Regions from separate parts of the Mus musculus genome. Here region 1 is linked to region 2. Evidence: chromatin contacts called from ENCODE POLR2A ChIA-PET data. All regions are on one chromosome and are shown on one strand. Each heading gives the region's core, a stretch centred on a gene start or an enhancer-like site at or near the end of the contact. The rest is flanking DNA. Distances are from core to core; before and after follow the strand shown.

Region 1 (7,509 bases), core at 4,601-7,100, 87 kb before region 2:
AAATGCCTCCATGAGATCCAGCTGTAAGGCATTTATTTTCTCAATTAATGATCAAGGGGGAAAGACCCCTTGTGGGTGATGCCATCTCTGGGCTGGTAGTCTTGGGTTCTGTAAGAGAGCAGGCTGAGCAAGCCAGGAAAAGCAAGCCAGTAAGGAATATCCCTCCATGGCCTCTGCATCAGCTCCTGCTTCCTGACCTGCTTGAGTTCCAATCCTGACTTCCTTTGGTGATGAACAGCAATGTGGAAGTGTAAGCCAAATAAACCCTTTCCTCCCCAACTGCTTCTTGATTATGATGTTTGTGCAGAAATAGAAACCCTGACTAAGACAATAAGCAAAATAAACTTTCCTCCCCAAGTTGTTTTTGACTATCTTGTTTCATCACAGCAAAAAAAGCCTAGCTAAAACATACACATAATTAAAGGCAATAAAAATATATCTAAAAACATTAACACTAGTAATTTCCAAAAAACACATGCTATTTTACATACATGTAAAATGTGAACTTTATAAATACTAAGATGTGTGTATACATGTATGTGTGTATATACATATTCTTACTAAATGCAAAGATCTATTCCACCTAATTTGTTCAAGATAATGTCTTGATTCATAGCTGATGTGAGCAAGGCACAAACATCACAAGGCATGTGTATCTATAGAGTGGCTCCCAGTTTCCTGCTAGGCATTTATTCTACCATTGATCTACATCCCAAGTCTGATCACAGGCTTTAGACAATGTTTACAGGTATTGCTGGAATATTAAGAGTAAGTATTGTTTCATATGAAACAGCTTCCTATTAAAATTCTTATGTTTGACAGTTTCATAAGACAGTGCCTTAAACCCAAGTGAGTAACTATGGAACAAGCAGAGCTTCTTAGCACTGTACGCAGTTTGACTAGTTTTAAATTTCTCAGGGATGCTAACTTACCCTCATTTAAGCTCCGGGTGTGCTACACAGGTGGTAGTTCCCTTCTCCACTCTGCAGGGGTTCACGCAGTCTGCTTTTCTCTGCATGTGTGACTGACTCTCACTGGTTGTGTCACTCAGAATTAAGTGACAACTGACCTTTATTTCTGTTTTAGAGATGGCTGGCTTCAGGCTGGTGGTTCACATCCAACAGCATAAAAGAACTTGATTACTGTGGCTTTTTTCCTTTTAGGGGGCCCTTGGGATAGAGATGCTAGTGAAGTTTTATCTTTGTTTGCAGAGCTGAAGGTCATCATGTGTCCTGGGGCTGTAGTAACAAATGGCCACCTCATAGGAGATCAAAGGGATACCATTTGCCTACTGTCTAGGGGTTAGGTCTCCAAACCTCACTAGGCTGAAACCAAAGTGTCACCACGGCCAGACTTCCTGATGTGGTCATGCCCTGAAGCTGAGTTCTTACTCATGAACTGACCAAAATCCAAACTAGATGGCTAATTTCTGACATTAAATGCCACCAAGAGTGGACAAACTCAACAGCTGGCTTGCTCGTATTATCTTCAATCTGTCAATATTTACTATTACCATTTGCAACTTTCTTGTTGCCCTTGGCTTCCTGTGTCAAAAACAAACACTTGGACTGAATGGTGTTAATTCTAATCTAGCTCTAAAAACAGCTTGGTGGAATCAATGGCTTGGCAGCTTATCAAGACCAGAGCCTTACCTCTTGAGCACACACATCATTTTATAGATATACCTCCCAAACTGCCCCATAGCCTATCTGTGCTCAGATCCCAACACCTCTCCCTAATTTTTGGAGTTGTTGCCTCCTTCGGAGGGCAAGAAGCAATTCCAGCAGGCCTCCGGTTGGAGTGGAGGTCATGGACTACTTACTATAAGGACACAGAACAGAGCAAATGTGGAACCCAACAGCTATGCTACAGAATACTACAAAGAGAAGACTGTGGAATAAATGGGGCCCCGGAACTTCCTACTTCATATTCATACAGTCTAGAAATAATACAGTCTAGGGGACTTGACTGGGTTTTCTCTGCCAGTTTAAAGAATTAAAAGCAAGAAAACCCTGGAGGCATCAAGCAGCAACAGGAAGTCTCAAGCACCACAAACAGAGCCAACAGTTAAAGGAAGGTGTTTATTGAGGGTGAGGGGCACACCCAGGTAGCAAACACACAGAGAAAAAAAATCCTCTGCAAAGCAAAGAGGATGACACTCTGAAAATGAAATCTCTTCTTGGGGATGGGGGTTTTAAAGCCTCTGAAGAGTCTTACTCCTCTACTTTAGAGTTGGTCAGTTTGAAAAAGAGAATGGTTTGAAACATGTGGCATGTTCTAAACACTGTAGCTGTCTGCAGACACCCCAGAAGAGAGCAAAAGATCCCATTATAGATGGTTGTGAGCCATCATGTGGTTGCTGGGAATTGAACTCAGGATCTCTGGAAGAGCAGTCAGTGCTCTTAACTGCTGAGCCATCTCTCCAGCCCCAGAAGTCCTTCTTCTGGAGCTTAATTTCAGGCTCAATTTTTGTGGTGTGTTATTAAATTCCTGTAGTATAATAGTGAAAGAATGATTACTAAAGAAATAAAAATAATACTAGTTTTGGTTTCAGAACTTAAAAACTGATGTTTAAATGATAACCAGAAGACACACTTGCCAGAAGGCTGCATCTAATGACATGAGAACAATTTAAGCACAGGGAATAAGATACTTTAGTGCCTCAGGAAAGCCATTAGTCTTTCTGGTATCACCTGAATTCCACCTGTCTTAAAGCAGTAAAAATGTAACTTTACTTTCACTAAGTTTCCTTTCAGGCACACAGAACTCAGGTTGAACTAGTAGGATCCCTGTCTATAAAGATAAGCAAGGCAGGGTATGGTGGCTTGGGTTTGTAATACCAGCACTTGGGAAGCTAAGGCAAGATGGCTGCAATGAATCCATGGCCAACCTGGGCCACAATAATAAATAATAATAGAATATTACGTGCGTATACACACATTTTCACTTATTCAACATAGTCATTTGCCTCCCAACGGCCTCACTTGACTGGATTCATTTCCACTAATGCTTTTCTATGAATAACACGTATCTTTACTCTTCCCTGAATTCTTGGTAATTCTAAACAAGCCTTGTCTTTCCACATTTTAACGTGGCTGTTTTAAGTGGATAGTAATTTGGAAACAAAACTTTCTCCATAATAACTTACAAATAATGTAATGGTTTTTCCAAACTTAGATTATATCACAGAAAGAATATGACAGTTACTTAACGAGCAAAAACCTCGTAGAGTCCAGTTACTAGCCCATTACCTCCCATCTTCTGGATTAGTCATGGACAATTTTGAAAAAAGAAATAGTAACAGTAGTTTGGTGACATAATGAGGAGCAAGCATTTATAACATGTTCAGCCATCTCTTCCTGTGGGAGGAACAAAAGTCCTGTGCTCAACAGATAAGCAACAGGGGAACCAAGAATGTTTTGTTTTTCAAGACAGGGTTTCTCTGTGTAGCTCTGGCTGTCCTGGAACTTGTTCTGTAGAACAGGCACTACCCTCAAACTTAGAGACCCACCTGCCTCTGCCTCCCAAGTGCCAGGACTAAAGGTGTGTACCACCTTTACAGGTAGGAACCAGTAATGTTAAAGACAGGGTTGTTCCTTCAAACAAGGGTATATAACCTTCTATCCACCCAGAAGGCCGAGAGCAGATGTGACTAATAGCCTGGTGACCTTTTCTGCTGTGTGGCCAAGACCACATCAGATCTTTCTCCAGACCCGTATCATGAGCATGTCATTTACAGAATTGATCATTATGGAAGGTGTCTCATGTAGTGAATCTACAGAACCCATCTTTATGGAAGATGTCACGTGTACTTTACAAAGAGTTTTGATGGAGTCACACCTTAAACTTTATTGTCCACATGGAATTGAGTTAATTATCACCAAAAAAGTTTTCACTAAATTGTGCCGACCCTAATATATGCATAGAATTGCACATTGGTGGTGCAGCTATCCAAATCATTTCTGCTCCTTACCCATATTCCTGTAAGTAACCCTAATAAAACTCATTGGTTCACCAAGTTTGCACTCTGATGGTATCCATACTTTGGTCTGTGGTAGGTTCCCTATCTGAGGTGAGTAGTGTCTCACTAGGAAAAGTTTTGTCCCGACATACCTGTCCCCTGGACTTGTGTCTCCTATGCTGTCACAGAAAGTTTGGATATGAAATGCCTGCCACATACAGACCCTGTGAAGAGCTTGTCCTTAGTTAGTAGCACTGAGAGGTGATTTAATCACAAAGGCAAATACCTCATAAATGGGTTAATCCGACGATGAGGTCACAGCTGGACAAGCAATTAGGAGTTGGCAACCTACTTGAGGAGGGAGATCCCTGGATATATTCCCCTTTCTCTTTGTTGGTGGCAAGGGATTTGTTTTTACCAAGGTCTCACACCATAAAGTTCTGCCTACACAGTCCTACAGGTATAGGGCCACATGGCTGTAGCCTGAAACCTCAGAGACCATAAACCAAAATTAAACCTCATTGTGGACTTTCTAGGTAATCTGTCAGTGACAAAAAGCTATCACAATCATAAAATTTTTGTTTTTGAGGCTTTAGTTGAGTACTGGGATTAAAGGCTTGTGCCACCACTTCCTGCTCTATATAGCTTTTGTTTGGAAGAGGTTTTGTTTCATTTTGAAGATATTATATAGCTCTTACTGGCTTGGAATCAGTCTGACCCTCTAATCAGAGATCCACCTGTCTTTGTCTCCAGAGTGCCCGTCCCAACACACTTTGTAAAAATGAGCTGTGAAAATACCTTGCTTTGGTGACTAAGATGTATCCAAATTTTCAGTGCGCTCTATAGGTCCAAGGTTAAGACACTTTTCAAGAAAGTAAGCTTTAACAAAATAACAATTCCAACCCTTTGTACTGAGTCAGGAGATTTTTCTTTCTCCCTAAAGGCCATCTCAGAGGATTAAGCTGGAATAAAAAGATCATGGGAGGCCAGAGGCAGAAGGATCAATTGTTTCACGGTCGACCTCAGCTTTTGGGACTTTTAGTATGGATGGAAAAAGACCACAGCTCTCAGCCAGGCGGTGGTGGCGCACGCCTTTAATCCCAGCACTCGGGAGACAAAGACAGGCGGATTTCTGAGTTCAGGGCCAGCCTGGTCTACAAAGTGAGTTTCAGGACAGCCAGAACTATACAGAGAAACTGTCTCGAAAAAAACAAAAAAACCACAGCTCTCATCTTAAAGGGAATAAATGATGGGTTATCCTGGAGCCATTTTGATTGACCATGGTCCCGGAACACAGATTTAGGTTATTCCAAACTCCATGTAAGATGAGAGCTGTGTTTTTCTCTTCATTGACACAGGGATAGTTACTTTCTCTCCACTCTGACAAAAACCATCTCTTTAAGACGAGACTCCCCAGCGCAATGAAATCGCCCGTGTACTGTCCTCGCCATAAACCTATTTTTGGAACTAGGGATTTTCCAGATTACTGTAAACCCGGCGAAGTGAGGTCAGGGCTAGGCATGCCTTTCTAGGCTACACCCCGACACCCACGCGCGCTCGGAGCTTTCCGGAAACCCCAGGCGCTCAAACTGGGAAGCTGCCCGGTTCAGAGTCACTTTGTTACACTCCGGTGTCGCCGACCGCCGGACTGTCACCAACGCGCAGACCGTGCAGGGGTATCGGGGCCGACTCACCAGGCCAGAGTCCGGGTTATCCGGTGACTAAAGCCATTACCACCCCTGAGCCGCCAGCACCCTGCCCCGCCCTGCCCATCCGGACCCCTCCGCCCGGTGTCACCGACCGAAGCGCGGAGGAACTCGTTGGCGCGCGCGGGGAGTGGAGTGGGGTGGGGTAGGGCGTGTCGGCGTGGTGACGTCAGGGCGGAAGCGCACGCTGCGTGCGGCGGCCTGGAAGCCGGCGGTCACGGGAAGATCCGTCGCGCCGAGGACGCTGGTTAGTCTCGCTTTGGGTTCCGGCTGCGTCGGGCGTGCGTGGAGCTCGCTGGAACTATGGCGTCCGGGCCTCACCCGACCTCGACCGCTGCCGCCGCCGCCGCCGCTGCCGCCTCCGCCTCGTCCGCCGCCCCGAGCGCGGGCGGCTCCAGCTCCGGCACGACCACCACGACGACGACCACGACCGGAGGGATCCTGATCGGCGACCGCCTGTATTCGGAGGTGTCGCTCACCATCGACCACTCGCTGATCCCGGAGGAGCGGCTCTCGCCTACCCCGTCCATGCAGGACGGCCTGGACCTGCCCAGCGAGACGGATCTGCGCATCTTGGGCTGCGAGCTCATCCAGGCCGCCGGCATCCTCCTCCGGCTGCCGCAGGTGAGAACCCCGGCTGGTTGCGGGCCTCTCCGCCGCGGCCAGGTTTCTCCGGAGCCTGCGCCGGGCGGCGGCGGCGGCGGGAGCTCGGGCGGGCGAGGGTGGGGATGCGGGGGCGGGCGGCGCCGCGCGGCCCGGGCGGGGGAAGGGAAGCGAGCGGCCGCACAAAATGGCGGCGGCGCCTGGTGCGGGCCCGCCTGACCCCGGCGCTTCCGTTCTCCTCTCTCGTCTGCAGGTGGCGATGGCTACAGGGCAGGTGCTGTTCCATCGGTTCTTCTACTCCAAGTCGTTCGTCAAACACAGTTTCGAGGTAAGCGCGGCGGAGGCGGACAAGAAGGGATTTCTTCATCCGGAAGCGGGGAGGAAGGGGGTAGGAACCAGCTTTTCCAGAAAGGGAGTGGTTAGCTTAGGCCTTTGTACCTCGTTCCCACCCAGAAGGAAATGGGGCCCGTAGAGCAATGTTTCAAGAACTAGAAAATGGATCCCCAGTTCACGTGCTCTGTTAACCAAGAACTACGTTTTCAAGCCATTGCACAATTCTAGCAAGAGGTAGCTTGATTCTGACCCAAAATTAAGAGCAGTTGAGCAATAAAACGTAAGAGCTGGTCTAAAAATGTCAGCTTCGATTTTATTTCGCTAAAAAGCCCGTTGTATCCTAAAGAGGGTTCTTTGCCGGTCCTTGGTGACCCACATCCTTGGGCAGGCAGATGTACATACAGATGGAGTTCCTGGAAGCCAGGACTACACAGAGAAGCCCTATCTAAAAACAAAACAAAATAAGGGTTGTTAGACTTTGTTAAACTGTTTCTAGTTTAACTTCACTTGGATTTTTACCTGGGTTCTTTCAGATTGTTGCTATGGCCTGTATTAATCTTGCGTCAAAAATCGAAGAAGCGCCAAGAAGAATAAGAGATGTGATTAATGTATTCCACCACCTCCGCCAGTTAAGAGGAAAAAGGTAAGATTGGCCTGTTGAACATAGTATCTCTTGCTGTACTGTGCACCAATCATCCAGTCAAAACATCTTCTCCCCTCCCTCAAGTCAGTGTGGATGCAAAAGAAAGCGGACATTAGGTGCTGAAATTCACGTAGGAACATTGAAACTTTTAAAATCCCCTCCATTAACCAGCTATCTGAAGTTTGTAGAGACAGTTGCATTGTGGACAATTCTAGAGTGCTGTGAAGCCAGTCCCTTGGCTTAAGATTAAACAAGAAAGGGAG
Region 2 (6,711 bases), core at 213-2,712:
TGAACTCACAGACATCCACCTGCCTCTGCCTCCTGAGTGCTGGGATTAAAGGCATGCACCATCAAGCCTGGCCTTAAATGTTTGTTTGTTTGTTTGTTTGTTTGTTTTAAATCTAATGATCACAGTAAATGGTATTGCTGAATATGAAGTTGCATAAGGTAGGAAAAAGGAATCCTTTTTTTCATTACCATTTTCCCTCTTTTTCTTTGCCCTCTGTACTGTGTGTGTAAGGTATCTGCCCCGAGTGTGGGGGGCATGAACCACAGGGATGCCAAACATCAGGCCTCTTAATTCAAGTCGGAATCTTGCTATCACTCTACCCCTCAAAGCTTCTCACTCCATTTTCATTTACACGAGGAGGTCCATGGTCTTTATCTTCAACCATCTATGATTCCATGTGCTCCATTGTGACACTTTACACAAGCATCCATTTCCTGCGATTCCTCCATCTTCAGCCTGGCCCACCCAGGGAAGCCAGAGCGAGAAATAGCTGGAGCCACCATGCTGAGCGCAGTCCATGCTGCTGAGAGGTGCCCAGGTGTGAGTAACAATTCATTGTTACTGGGAGAGGGGGGAAGGGAAGCCGGTGTTTCCTCCTTTGCCTAGGAGATCCTGCAAGGCTCTTTCCCTAACCGCCCTCACACTGAAGCACCAATCTCTCTGCTGTGTTTGTCTCCCTCTCAGATGGTTGCTCAGACATTTGATTGCCTTTCACCAGCAGGCGCTCGGCTAAGCAATGGGTACCTCATCTCCTGGGAATGCCAGGACTCTAGGGGCTGGGCTCCATTTTAATCTCCTTTTCACGAACAGGAAATTAGATTTCACCAAAGACATTCAGCTGGCGTTGTTTGATTAATCATCAGGTCAAACCTTTCTACTCTGTGCCCAAGTTCAGAGTCGCTGTGGTTACAGACACTGATGTACGGATACTTCTCTTTTGCAGACCCATGTGCCTTCAGTACATGGGTTTTTAGAGACCTGATAAGTGACCGGGAGACAGTCACAGACATACCAGTAAGATCTGGATCTGATACTAGCTTGCAGAATACAAAACCATAGCTTTAAATCTTAGCTTCCTAAGATGTAAAAGAGAGGCAGTTATTCTGTTACCCTCTAAAGAACCTGTGCCTTTAACACTGGCTGACCTCCAGCTGTGCAATGTCCTTAGCATGCTGTTAAGAAACCTGAAGGACAGTAGGACCCAGTAAGCTCTGTTCTCAGTGGGCCCCTAGCTGCCTTGCCCTTGAGGCCCTGGAGACCTCCTCCACTGTCCTGAATGCCACCCTCGCCTCACGCATGCGCTAGTCGCCCACGGCCTTCCATCTGGCCTCAGCATGGCCTGAGAAAGTCATTGCTCCCAGCAGGGATAGGGTTCATGCTGCCAAGAACCCTCAGGCTCTTGAGGGAGGCGCCCTGCAAGGCCAGAGCCTCTGTCTGGCCTCTGGGAAAGCTGCTCCCGGGCTAGAGAGCATGTTCCCCTCCCCCGCGCAGCTGTGTGCTGGGCCACTGGACGTGCAGGGCAGCACAGGAGAGGCCAGTGCTCCCTTCCCATCACCGAGGCAAACGTTCTCCAGGCCTCGAGGCACAGCCTGGGTGGGAAGGGAACGGGAGCCCGGACCCTGCTGTCTCAGAAAGCTAGAAAGAAGTTTCCTCTCAAAACTGATACTGCTGATTAAAATAAATACTTTTAAGGTCACCAACGACATTTATCCAGGCTGGGGGTCGCTATGTAGTTCTGATAACCTGACGCTATGCCCCTGAAAGTTGCCTGTAGGGTGGCAGACCCTTCTTTACTGCTTGGGGTAAATGTGAAAATCTGGGAACCTTTAAAAAATTTAATTTAATTGTATTTTTATTTGCTTTTATTTTTTATTTTTATCTACCTATTTATTTATTTCGCAGTGTCTGAAACAGGCCAGGTGACAAGAGAGGAGAGAGAGTGCAGAATGGAAGCATTTTATTTGTTGAACTGGGAAAGGGAAAAGACGCTAACTGAAAACTTTCCTAGTGACAACAAATGAGGTATCCACGTTCTGAATTTGTGCATCTTGGTAACATGGGCTCTTTCTTCCTGTATGAAGCCCAAATTGTAGGTCAGTTCTGCTTCTGGGAACAAGTCCCGGGTGACACAGGCTGAAGTGCAGCCTGAGCCTGAGCAGAGGTACTCTTGATTGTTAAGGGTGTTCTGTTGCGATTTCAATTACTCCATCTTTATACAGAGCTTTTTACCCCCATGGTAAGTATGAAAAAGGATGAGGTCCCAGGAATGTTGCTGCTCTGGGCAGAATGGACCCCAGCCTGTGTTTTCTGTCAACAGATAAGGAGCAGAGCTTCCTACACCTTAGAGGAGAGGCACTCTAGAGAGATTGTGAGCAGCACGGGAAATCTTTGCAGACATCAATTCATTTCTCATCACCCAGCTTACCTTGATTTGTTTCAACTAATTTCATTTTCCTCCTAAATCCTAAAATATCTGGAAAAAGAGACATTGAGAATAATCTTAAAAGTTAAATGAGGTACAAGAGATTCGTCTTCTGAAGACTTGCTTATGTGAGCATTTAACGGTTTTTCGTCTAAGGATTATGGGGGTGTATACATACAAATGTCACAAACGCCAAAAACTTCGCCAGAAAGGAAGGTTACCCTGGAAAATCTTCACTTAATATGTCGTTTCTAAGATTTCCTAGATCAGAGTAAGGACTAGGGTGGGGATATGTAGGGTGCGTGAGAGGGAGAGGCAAGATTTGGAAGCTTCCAATATGCCTCATCCATGACTAACTGTTCCATCAATGAGAGGAAAGTAATCCTTGACTTCTGCCAAGGTAACAGGAACTGGGCTGCCGTGGCAAGGAATTCCCACCCCAGGAACCAGAGAGTCACAGCGTCCAGCTCAGCTCTTAGACATCTGCTCTGCCTGTTTAGGAGGCAAGTGAAAAGATGGTTTCCTGAAGGTGACGGCAGAATCCAGAGGCTCTTCCTCAGCACAGATCTCAGCCTCTGTATTATCTGTATGTCGCTATTCCTAGTCATGTGAGAGAAATCCCCAAACTACCATTATTATGTTTGGTTTGTTTTTCAAATGCAGGACTTCCTGTTCAAATGGGTGCAAACCAAAGCACACTTTTGGAGTACTGTAATGAAGAAGGAGCAGGGCTATCCACAGGCACCCAGGGGCCAACTCCACAAATGCTCCTAATTCTACCTGGGACACACTGCACATCTCAAATGTGAGTTCGTGATTCCTATTCCTAATCCTTTCTACTGGTCTGCCCCTTTGCATCCATAGAAACTCAATGCAGATCGAGAAACCAGGAAACCTGGCTTGTGGAGGGATTAGGTCTCATAGGAGACTACGATCAGTAATCTGCCATGGTATTATTCTATGAGAGTTCATTTTTATTTTTTTTAAAAAAAGCAAGATCTAAACTATATGAGAGCTTTTTCTCTTCTTTTTGGTAATATAGTACAAGAGAAAGTTCCGGAAGTGGCAACTTAATTCGTATCTAATTTCAGCAAAATAATTGCAGACTGCTTTCAGCTTGAATGAGCAGTGAGGTGAGGCTCCCATTGTTGCTTATTTTAGTAGCACTCCCTCAGGACGAATGCTAGCTATTTTCAGTTGTATGTGGGAAAACCATGGGCGCTGCCAAGCGGTGGCAAGCTGGCATCGTGTGTGATCTGTCAACCAGATTCCACTCAGATTCTTTACTTATTGCAATTGGCATATGACCTTTTTTTTTCTTTCTTTATTCAGTTTGGGGTTCCGCTTACCTCCTTCTCTGCCGTCCTACCTTCCAGCCTATCTCTACCCACACAGGTTCCTTTTTGGGGGGCTATTTCATAATAACAGTGTGAGTGCCAAGTGGGTTGTATAAAATCCTGAGCAAGATATATGAAACAAAGCACACTGCTCCTGGAAACTCATAGGGACCAGTATGTACCCATCAACAAACACTAGCTAATACACAGTGAAATCATACATTTCTCTCTGTAGTTTATATAGGATGGGATAGGGCTGAGAGGAGACCTTAAATGACTCCTGGTACATGAACCGTACAGACTCACAGCCTCTAAAATGGCCCCCAGTAGCCATCCTTTGCTATTATCGACTCCCATACAGCTTCCTCTTGAGTGGGATGCCCCACTGGGTGATGTGAGCTATCATATGGATAGAGCCGTGTTGTAAGAGGCTGATGTTTATAACCAAGCACGCATGGTTGGCCTGGAAAGTGATCCTCACTCAGTAGAACCATAAGTTGACTTTGTTCTGACACCTCATCCTGAGCCAGACGATCACTAAGCAAGGGCTGGACGCCAGAGACCCAGAAATCATGAGGTAGTGATCTTAAGCTCTTCAGTTTGGGAGTGATTTGTAGCAATAGACAATTAATACAGGGTACTCCCCCAAAAGTGATCCCATACTGAGCCCACCGGAATGCTAACCTTACCTGCCTCAGACTCTGTAATGCTCCCACGACTCCTTTTGGCCCTGCCTTTTCCTCGGATGTCTTTATAGGAGTTTTCCTTCTCTCTGAAATGAACAGCTTTTTTTTCTTCTCCAGAGAATAGATTCCGACTTGGCACCTGCCTCAAATGTGCTCCCCCCGAAGAACCTCTCAGTACAGGGCACCGATCTGTCCAGTCTGGGGTCTTAATGGCCCTTTGCCTCTGCTTAACACTAAGCGCAACTGCCTACCTGTATTATTTTTGTTGTTAGGTGCCTTAATCCATATTGTATTATTGTCACAAAATGCTAGGGTCTGGGTGCTTTATAATGAAATAAGTTGATTTATCTCATAGCTTGAGAGGTTCAAGAACTTAGTACCCACATTAGCACATGAGGAACCACATCGACAAGCATCCGTTTTGACAGTTCCTGGAAGGCAGACGACTCCATCAGCTCGTGCGCCCTGCTGTCTAGTATAGCACCATGTTAGGACACCGTTACTGGAATAGAGCGATGGTTATTCTCCAGAATGAGGATGCTAGGATCTGGTATCTAGTTCCACACTCACGCACTGTGCTTGAAGCATCTGGGAGAAGCCTCCATTGGTTACCTGGGCAATTCATCATTTTAAACACTGACCTACAGAGGTAGCCTGAAGGGCTGCAAAGCCCTCAGAATCTGATGCTGCCCCTCAGTTAGCGTTTGAAGGTCGGCACTTCTATAATCGGACTTGACATCATTTCAGACTGTAACCTTGGAGTTGAAATAGCTCAGGCATCACAAACACTCATTTTTAGAGAAAGCTTGAAAGAAAATATGACGGCGTCCATAGGAACAAGCTCAATGGACGTCTTTAGGCACAAACCGCAAGTGAGGAAAGCTAGGGCCGGAAGGCAGGGGCTCACTGGAAGGCTATTGGCAGAACATACAGGCGTGAACCACATTGGCGATCTGCCTGTTCTATCACCCAACATTGCTTCTTTTCCTAGTGCACACCTGCCTGTAACAAACAGTTTCCAAAACAGCTTAACTACACTTGCCCATGACCCTTCCCTGGCCTTTCTCCACAGAGCAGGCAGGGCAGTCTTTCTGAAACACACATTGCATCTTACTGCCTGTCTCACCGTGTCCTGTGTACAGCCTGGTACATCCCAGTACCGTCTTTGCTGTCTACCTCTGGTTACACTTTTGTCTTTCATGGCCTTGAGGACACAGGTCCTGCCACTCCAGAGGATAAACATGGTTTTCGGGACCTCGTTAATCCTATTGCTTTTCCAGATTTCATCTTACTCACTCCTCAAAGACTTTCCCGGCTTCCCCTATTAAATCAGTCCACCCTCCTCCACACACCACACACACATTCATTCACACGTTGGGATGTTATGTTAATTTGTGTGCCTATTTGACCAAGATTGTTTTTTCTATTTTGTAAGTCCGAGGAAGGCAAGAGCCATGGGGGTCTTTGATGACTCTGTGTTCTGTACATAGTATGGCCTGGTAAAAAGCGGGCACTTCATCGATAGATGCTGAAGTAATGAATTTCATGTGATGTTGATGACACATAGAGGAGCAGTAAAAATGCAGAGTCAGTGAAAGTTTAATGGAATTGTCCTGGTTAGATTTTTGGGAAGAGAAACATCAGTTTAGGAAATGCCTTCATCTGTAGGCAAGTCGGTAGGGCATTTTCTTGACTGATGATTGATGTGGGAGGGCCAGCTCACCGTGGCAGTACCATCTCTAAGCAGGTGGTCCTGGGGTTTATAAGAAAGCTAAGAAAGCCAGGGAGAGCAAGCCAGTTAGCAGCACTTCTGCAAAGCTTCTGCTCCACTCCTGCCTCCACTTTCCTGCCTCCACGTTCCTGCCTCCACGTTCCTGCCTTGATTTCCTGTCCTGACTTCCCTTGTGAAGGATGTGTGGTGATTTGGAAGTGAAATCAACTAAATCTTTTTTTCCTGGAGTTACTTATTTTATTGTCACTGCCTTCTTCTCCTCCTTCTCCTCTTCTTCTTCCTCCTCCTCATGCTCCTCTTCATGCTCCTCCTCCTCTCCTTCCTCTTCTTCCTCCTCCTCTTCCTCTTCCTCCTCTTCTCTTCCTCTTCCTCCTCTTCTCTTCCTCTTCTCTTTCTCTTCCTCTTCTCTTCCTCTTCTATCATACCAATTGAAAGTATAACTGGGACCTGGAAGGCTGTGGTAGTTTCAATGGGAACGGCCTCATGGACTCATATCTTTGAATATATCGTGCCCAGTTGGTAGACTTGTTTGGG

Evidence for each region. ChIA-PET counts read pairs that join two places held with the same protein, here RNA polymerase II (POLR2A).
Region 1: POLR2A ChIA-PET joins it to region 2 with 26 read pairs in Patski. The contact joins the promoter of Ccnl1 here to the enhancer-like site in region 2. POLR2A ChIA-PET finds 5 or more read pairs at or near these places in 2 of 5 experiments (Patski and embryonic stem cell).

Annotation. Positions count from the first base shown.
Region 1 is chr3:65,956,590-65,964,098 of GRCm38, reverse strand. It overlaps Ccnl1 (cyclin L1), which reads left to right and starts at 5,850. Exons shown (of 11, transcript NM_019937.4): 1 at 5,850-6,291; 2 at 6,524-6,598; 3 at 7,137-7,246. The coding sequence starts at 5,971.
Region 2 is chr3:65,866,047-65,872,757 of GRCm38, reverse strand. No RefSeq gene overlaps it. Among named protein-coding and RNA genes, the nearest start is that of Gm35039, 59 kb to the left of the region's middle. Within about 2 kb of position 1,462, at least 1 of the 3 ENCODE cell types and tissues checked has a DNase peak (open chromatin) inside an H3K27ac peak, as active enhancers do.